Linked DNA regions of Homo sapiens: region 2 is linked to region 1. Evidence: read pairs that join two places in POLR2A ChIA-PET (ENCODE). Cell type or tissue: Panc1. All regions are shown on one strand.

Region 1 (4,000 bases):
TTAAGATCTTAAAAGAGCACACTATACTTACTGCCTCCATTTCCTCAAATTAGACTCGCTCTTCAAACCAGTGTAATCTGTTTCTTACCTATAACCACTCACAATGAACATATTCTTGCTAAAGTCAATAAAAGACTATTAATTGTCAAATCAAATATTCACTTTTAATTTCATCATTTACTTGACTCCACTTTTGTATGTGCCACCATGAACTATCCCCTCTTTTTAAAATCTCTATTCCCACGGCTTCTATTACACTCCTTCTTGGTTCTCCCCATTCTCAGTCTCCTTCAATAATTCTTCTTCTTCCCTCTACCCCTGAATACCTCCTTGACCACTTCTTCTCACTCTTCACATATATATATACCCTCAGAGATCTCATCAATACCTCAGTTGTTAGTATTAAACAAGTCTGGTTACCAAACCAATAATACCAGGATATATCTCTGTCAAGTCCTATAAACCTGACTCAAAGACATCGCAAACCGTGCATGTCAAAAACTACTCGGCTGGGCATGGTGGCATGTACCTATAGTCCCAGCCACTCAGGAGGCTGAAATGGGAGGATCTCTTGAACCCAGGAGTTCAAACCCAGCCCAGATAATATGGCAAGGGGCATGTCTCTTGAATTAAAAAAAAAAAAAAAGAATTTAACTTTCTACCCAAACCCACATTTCACTCCTAGTATTCACCATCTCAATTGAAGATAACACCAGCCACTGAGTTACCTAAACTAGAAATATGTACATTAACCTTGACACCTCACTTCACCTCACACCTCCTCATAACTAGTCACCAAGACCTACCGCTTCTAATTAAATAATGGCTCTTCTATGCTCTTTCCCCTCCCTATTCTCCCCAGCTACTGCCTTGACTCATGTCCTTATCATCTCTCTTCTGAACACTGTTTTTATCACTTTCCCCTTATATTCGTAACAATCCATCTTCAATACTTCTTTGACAGTAATTTTTTAAATGAGACCTTGTACTTGGAAATTGAAAGACAGAAATACACACACATACACACAACTTCAGGATCTTGTTTCAGGATCAAGTCCAAAGTCCCTAGCATAGTATGTAAGATGCCCTCCATGTCCAGCATTATCTCTGAATACTCCCCACATTCACTCTACAACTCTACTTGAAGTTCCTTGAGTGTAGCATGTATTCCCTCTGCCTGCAATGTCCTTACCATCACTTCTCTGGCAAATTCCTACTCATCTTTCAAGGTTCAGCTCAAAACTCAACTCTTTCCTAAAACGTCTCTCCTTAATACAACTACTATAACCTGATACAGAAGCTCCTTACCTTTTTAGTTTTTAGGATTTGTTTTTGTTTTTGTTTTGAGACAGGGTCTCACTCTGTGTCCCAGGCTCAATCGATCCTCCTGCCTCAGCCTCCTGAGTAGCTGGGACTACAGGCAGGCACCACCATGCCTAGCTCATTTTTTTGTAGAGACAAGGTCTCACTATGTTGCCTGGGATGGTCTCAAACTCCTGGGCTCAAGCAATCCTCCCACCTCGGCCTCCCAAAATACTGGGATTACAGGTGAGAGTCACCATGCCCAGCTCAGAAGCTGCTCTTCTTACCAACAAGGTAGAACACAAGAAACTGCTTTGGTTCATAAAACCAAAGCAGCCACGAAGAGCTTAAGCTTGCATACTCTGGAGGAATTTATACCAAACAAGATCATGAGTCCATTCTTTAAAGATTCAAATTCAATACCATTTTTCTCCTACTTGCTGATATGAGGCATCTTTTCCCAAATGACACCAATTTCTTTTTTTTTCTTTTTGGTAGAGATGAGGTCTTGCTACATTGCCCAGGGTACTGTCAAACTCCTAGCCTCGAGCAATCCTACCACCTCAGCCTCCCAAAGTGCTGGCGTTATAGGGTGTGAGCCACCACACCCAGCCAAATTTAATCTACAATAACAGTCTCTTGCAGCATGTATTAGTCTAGTTCTATGTATTTCATTTTTTTAATAGCTTTTTTTTTTCTTTTTTTTTTTTTAGAGACAGTATCTCACTCTGTTGCCCAGGCTGGAGCACAGTGGCACAATCATGGCTCACTTACAGCCTCTAGCTTCTGGGCTTAAGGGACCCTCTAGCCTCCGCCTCCTAAGTAGCTGGGATTACAGGCATGCACCAACACAAGCAGCTAATTTTTTAAAATTTTTTTTTGCAGAGATGGGGTCTCACTATGTTGCCCAGGCTGGTCTCAAACTTCTGGGCTCAAGCGATCCTCCCACCTTGGCCCCCCAAACTGGTGAGATTACAAGTGTGAGCCACAGTGCCTGCTCATAGTCTAGTTCGATAAGGAATATATTTAAAAATCTATTTTTTTTAATGAAACAAAATCTATTGAAGCACCTAGCCCTATCCTTGATAAGGAGTGTATGATAAGGATATAGGATAAGAATTACTCCTTAACAGTCATGGTATAATCATTCACCAACTGGCTCTCACTTTGACACTGTATAAATTTGAACTGGCCTTGAACCTATGAAGCCATATGTGGTTTGAGGTGAATTTCACCAGGAGTACTGTCATCTTGTTTTGCCTCAAAGTTCTTGAACAAATGCCTAGTATTATCCAGAAGTTACATTAGGATAATGGGCCTAGAAATGAATGGGCACCACTACTAATGATATTTACTGGTGGAAAGCACAGTTCATGTCCTTTTGCTTTGAAATGTTTATTTGTTCATATTTTTGAAAGGGTACTACGGTGAACACTCTATACAGTAATGATTTATTTACATGTCTATCTCCCCTATAAGACCATGAGTTCCTTGAGAGTTTACACCTGGAACAATGGCTGTATCCCACAGAGAAAGCATTATAAAGTGACAAAGAGCCAAAGCAGTGCCCAAAAATGTTTCAACATTTCATCTTACCCCAAAGAGAAGCACTAGAGTTCAATAATAAATATTTTTACCAAAAAGTTAATTCAAGTTCTAGCAGTGCAAATAATTTGCACTTCAGCTAAAATGTTAAACAGAAAAAGAAAGAAACAGAGGAAGAAAGGAGAAATTTAGATGGCTAAAGGAAATCTATTGTAGGAGGAGAGTAGTGTCTGGCAATAATTTGTTATTTCCCTAGCTCTCCTCTAACCTCCTCTGGAAGCTAGGAGAAGGAAGATGATTAAACTGCAACAAGACCTGGCTCTGAAGAGAACTGATGTTTCTGGCCCTTGTTGCCAACAGAAGGGGGAGGGTGACAGCAGTCCCTACGGGCTTTTAGAAAAAATTGCTTCCAGGTGGAAATTTTTTATGGTACTGAGCAGCCTGGAGCCATTTTTGGCTTTACTTCTTAACTACTGATGATTAAACCATGGACAATCAGGCTGCAACAATGGAAACAGACAGCTCTCAAACATCATGGTTATATGCTCCAAATTACAAAGTTAACTCTCAAAGGAGAGAAACATTTTGTTGGCAAAATCTTTTTTTAAGGGGGACGTTTTTAACTGTGTTGGGGCGGGGGTTGTCAGGTGGAGTCTGTTAAAGATTTATATTTGGTAAAACATAAAAGTAGCCAAGAACTCTGTATCATAATGATAAACATCAGTCCCATGCCAAACCTAGACACTGTAATGCAGAGTCATAGGGAGCTGAACAAAGGACAATGCTAAATGTCCTGGTATTTCAAAATTTTTCATTACTTTATTTTGGCCTGGATTAAGCATTCTATTAAATGATTATCATAGATGTCTGTAGGGAAATCCAGCCACACAACATGTGGGACAGCTAAGTCGATTTATAACCTAATCATGGTTCTGAAAAAAGTTGTGATATATATTTCTGAGTTTGGAGTGATGGCTCAAGAACATTAGCAGAAAAAAGTTACTTATAGTACCAACTCATATGAAAAGCAAACAAAAACAGAGACCAATTATTTGACCACCCAGTAATTTAATCTATGCTATTTTATTACTGCACTATCATCCATACCATTAAAGGTTAAATTCAGCCCAAAATTATAAAATAGTAGTAAAAG
Region 2 (4,000 bases), 66 kb after region 1:
GTCATTATGTAACATTAATCGCTAAATAGCACTACATTATATATTTATTCATTTATTCTGTAAGTGCCCACTCCGGACTCTATAAGCTCAATAAGGATAGGGACTTGTCTATATTGCTGCCTGCTGTACCCCAGAGCCTGGAAGAGTATCTGGCACATAGACATTGCTCAATATTGAATGAATATATGAATGAATCAATTCATTAATAAAGCCACTAAAGTGACATCATTATAATGTATAAACCTGTATATAACATGTTAACTGAAAAAGCAAGACACATAATAATCATCTAATATTTAATATAATAACATGCATATAAAAAAGTTAAGAGGAAATATAAAAATATAAAAGTGGTGGAAAGGTAATAGAATTAAGTTATTTGTTGTTGTTTCTTCTTAAGTCATTCTATTACATTTATAATTAAAATATAAAAATGTCATTTTTAAAAGGGCACTACTATTAAAAAATAAGCATGAGCAATGGGAATGTTCTTCCCCTCAGTGATTGTCAAGGACGGAGTATATCACAATCACCTGAAGGGCTTTTATATATTTATTTCCTATCTCCTCCTCCTTTCTCTGCTCCACCCCAAAATAACCCCTCCCAGGATTGATTATTGATAAGTATTATATCCCTTAGATATGTGGGACCAGGAAAAGGAAACAAAAAAAATAGGCTAACCACTAAACTAACAAAACTCAAAAAATAGAAATACTTAAGTCCACATAGCAAACCCAAGGGTAAAGGTGGAAGATGACTCACACTTGAGTGACCAATGCCTAGCAGGTACCATGGCACCCCATCTACATTGGAGGAAGAGTATGAAAAGAAAAAAGAGAGAGAGAGAGAGAAAGCATCATTCATGCTACCTGCTAGGCAGTAGTCCTAGCTTGGTACCTTGCATTGTACCATGAAGGATGCTTTATCTTCATTTTTCTAATCACTTTTTAGATGAGAAAAAATTGCCCACTTGGGTGGTAAGTTGCTTATAAAAATAAATTGATTTAATTTATTAAAGAGAGCCATGGACCTATAATGAGAAAGTGTCACGAACCAAGGATTATGATTAACTGATCTCTGTAAAGATGAATTAATGGGAGAGGGTGCTGGATGGAAAAATAAGAGCCATGTGGTCAAAGGCACAGAAGTAGTAAGTGGATGCCACATCCCCATATTCACTTATCAAATGACCTTAAATAAAACAGCCTTTTGAAAATATCCCCCTCAATTTGTTTCTTGTTTATAAAGAGCTAGCTTTATAAACAAACAACTTAAAAAAGCAAGACAGAAAATTATTCCTACACCCATAAGTAAAGCTTTGTAATAATAAAATATATAAGGCAAAGTTCTAGAAGGAAAAGCACCAAAACAACAGCAGCTGTGTTATAGAATTGTAAGCAATTTTTAATCTAGTTTCCAAATTCCATATGTTGACATACTGTTTTAACAGTGAAAAAGGTAACTGTATCATTAATATACTTTATGTTACATAAGACTGAGTAGTATGACACAAAATAATTCCAGAAGACAATAATCAGTCCCTAAAGTTATTTACCAAGATCAAATATAGGAATCAAATCATTCTTATGATACAGGAATTGAGCCAAAAAGAGAAAAACTTTCGCTGAAAACTAGAGCAAACTTCCCTGGGTGAGAATACTAAATGAAGGAAGTTAGGCTAGCTAGCAAAAATCACATAAACTCAATAACAGGGTTTTCAATGTTACATTTCTGCCACAAATAAGGAACATAAATCATGATAAGGAGATCAAAATAAATCAACCAGGAATCTGGGTTTTTTAAAAAATAAAAAAAGCAGTCAACAAATGGTGTTGGAACAACTGGATATCCACATGCTAAAGAATGAAACTGGACACTCCTCCTTACATTGTAAACAAAAATTAACTCAAAATGAATCACAGATCTAAATGTAAAAGATAAAATTATATAACACTTAGAAAAAATATAGGAGCAAATCTTCATGATCATGCATTACGCAAAAGTTTCCTAAATATAACATCAAAAGCATGAAACAAAATAAGAAAAAAAATGATAACTGGAATTAATTTAAATTAAAAACTTTTGTGCAGCAAAAGCTAAGAACATGAAAGATATCAAAAAATGGAAAAGACAAATCACAGAATAGGATATAGTATTACAAATCATATATCTGATAACAGGACATATTCAGAATACATAGAGAACTCCTACAACTCAACCAAAAAAAGAAAAGCAAATAACCCAATTTAAAAACGGGCAAAGGATCCAAAAGGGATAAACAATGACCAATAAGCACATGAAAAGAACAGCTATTACGGGAATGCAAATCAAAACTACAATGAAATGCAACTTCACACCCACAAGGATGGCAAAGTAAAAAAGATGATAACAAGTGTTGACAAGGATGTGGAAAAATTGGAACCCTGATACATTGCTACAGGAATGTAAAATGGCGCATGCACTTTGGAAAAACAGTCTAGCAGTTCCTCATAATGTTAAACATAGAGTTACCTTACAGCCTAGAAATTCCACTCCTAGGTACATACTCAACAAAAATGAAAACATATGTCTCTACAAAAACTAGTATACAAATGGCCATGGCAGCATTGTTCCACAGCCCCAAAATGGAAACAACCCAAATGTCCATCAACTGATGAACAAATAAAATGTGGTATATCCACACAATGGAATATTATTCATCGATAAAAAGAAATTAAGTACTGATACATGCTACCACATAGATGAACCTTGAAAACATTCAGTTACCAAAAAAACCCATATTGTTTGATTCCATTTATACAAAATGTCCCGATGTCCAGAACAGCCAAACCCATGAAGAAAAGTAGTGATTGCCTAGGGAGAGAGAGGGAACAGAATGGAGAGACCACTAATGGGTACAAGGTTTCTTTTTGAGTAATGAAAATTTTCTAAAATTAGGTTGTGGTGATTGCTGCACAACTCTGCGAATATACATACCCAAAACCATTTAATTGTATACTTTAAATGGGTAAATTGTATGATACATGAATTATATCTCAATATAGTTGTTTTTTAATGGCAATGTATTTCAATATTAAATTTTAAGTTTGAAAACAAAATCTTAAACAACAATTAGACTGAATGTTAATTGCTATTACCCAGAGTACCAAGTGAAGAAATGACTTCTACTGAGTAAGTGATATAAAGGAAAAGTAGAGATATAGGGATGGGATTTGAAAAATGAAAACAGGGAGCTATTGTTCATAAATGATTTGTCATCAAAATTTTAGTATTTATAACACAAAGCAGGAATGAACATTATTTTAAAAACAGGACAGGCAGGCTTTAACATCTTACAGGCCTCTTTCCAAAATTAGGACTCACAGATAACAAAATAATTTTTAAGGTAAAGACAAAGAGAGAGATAGCTACTTTCCCAAAAGAGTTTGCTAGGCAACACCCTCTTTATGTGTGGATATGCTTGGGCCTTTCAGAATTACAATGAAAAAGAAGAGGTGGTATATCCTTATGATAGATGGGAATCTACCAACATTGCATGTACAGCTCAAAACTAAAGTAATAACAGTAATATAATGAAAAAGTCAAGCCACTGTGACTCCTCAAACAAAAAGGAGTAAGACTGGAAAAAATAATCCGTATCATAGCAAAGAAAGAAAGCAAGTAATGATACACAAATAATAGCTGGCAAAGGAAAGAGTCTGGTTAGGCAATACAGCCAAGTGGATTTTTTTGAAGAGCAGGTATTTTAGGGATATACTAATCTAATATCTGCTCTCAATTTACTTTCTGTGTTCGTTAGTTTCTCTTCAGCTAGAAAACCCATCTCACGAACAGTTAAGAATCTGGTGCCTTTACAATGTTACCTCAAAAGATGAAGAAAGAGGAAAGACATACTATGAAGAAGAAAAGTTCGAGGTTTACAACTGAGAGTAGTTAAGGCAAGAGAGCTACTGCCTTAATCAAACCTGTTTCATGATAGTGATGAAAAACAGGAGATAAT

What was found. ChIA-PET counts read pairs that join two places held together with the same protein. Peaks named below come from ENCODE experiments on the same cell type or tissue, not always from the same donor. Only the 100,000 strongest peaks of a DNase experiment are listed, where the experiment ranks them.
Region 2: POLR2A ChIA-PET joins it to region 1 with 5 read pairs; 3 of 35 experiments call an interaction of 5 or more read pairs at or near these places.

What each region holds. Positions count from the first base shown.
Region 1 is chr2:72,752,617-72,756,616 of GRCh38, forward strand. The region is part of intron 1 of EXOC6B (exocyst complex component 6B); the gene reads right to left. Among named protein-coding and RNA genes, the nearest start is that of EXOC6B, 71 kb to the right of the region's middle. In Panc1, no CTCF peak of the experiment used is centred here; no DNase peak of the experiment used is centred here; H3K27ac peaks cover 2,276 bases.
Region 2 is chr2:72,818,931-72,822,930 of GRCh38, forward strand. The region is part of intron 1 of EXOC6B (exocyst complex component 6B); the gene reads right to left. Among named protein-coding and RNA genes, the nearest start is that of EXOC6B, 5.1 kb to the right of the region's middle. In Panc1, no CTCF peak of the experiment used is centred here; no DNase peak of the experiment used is centred here.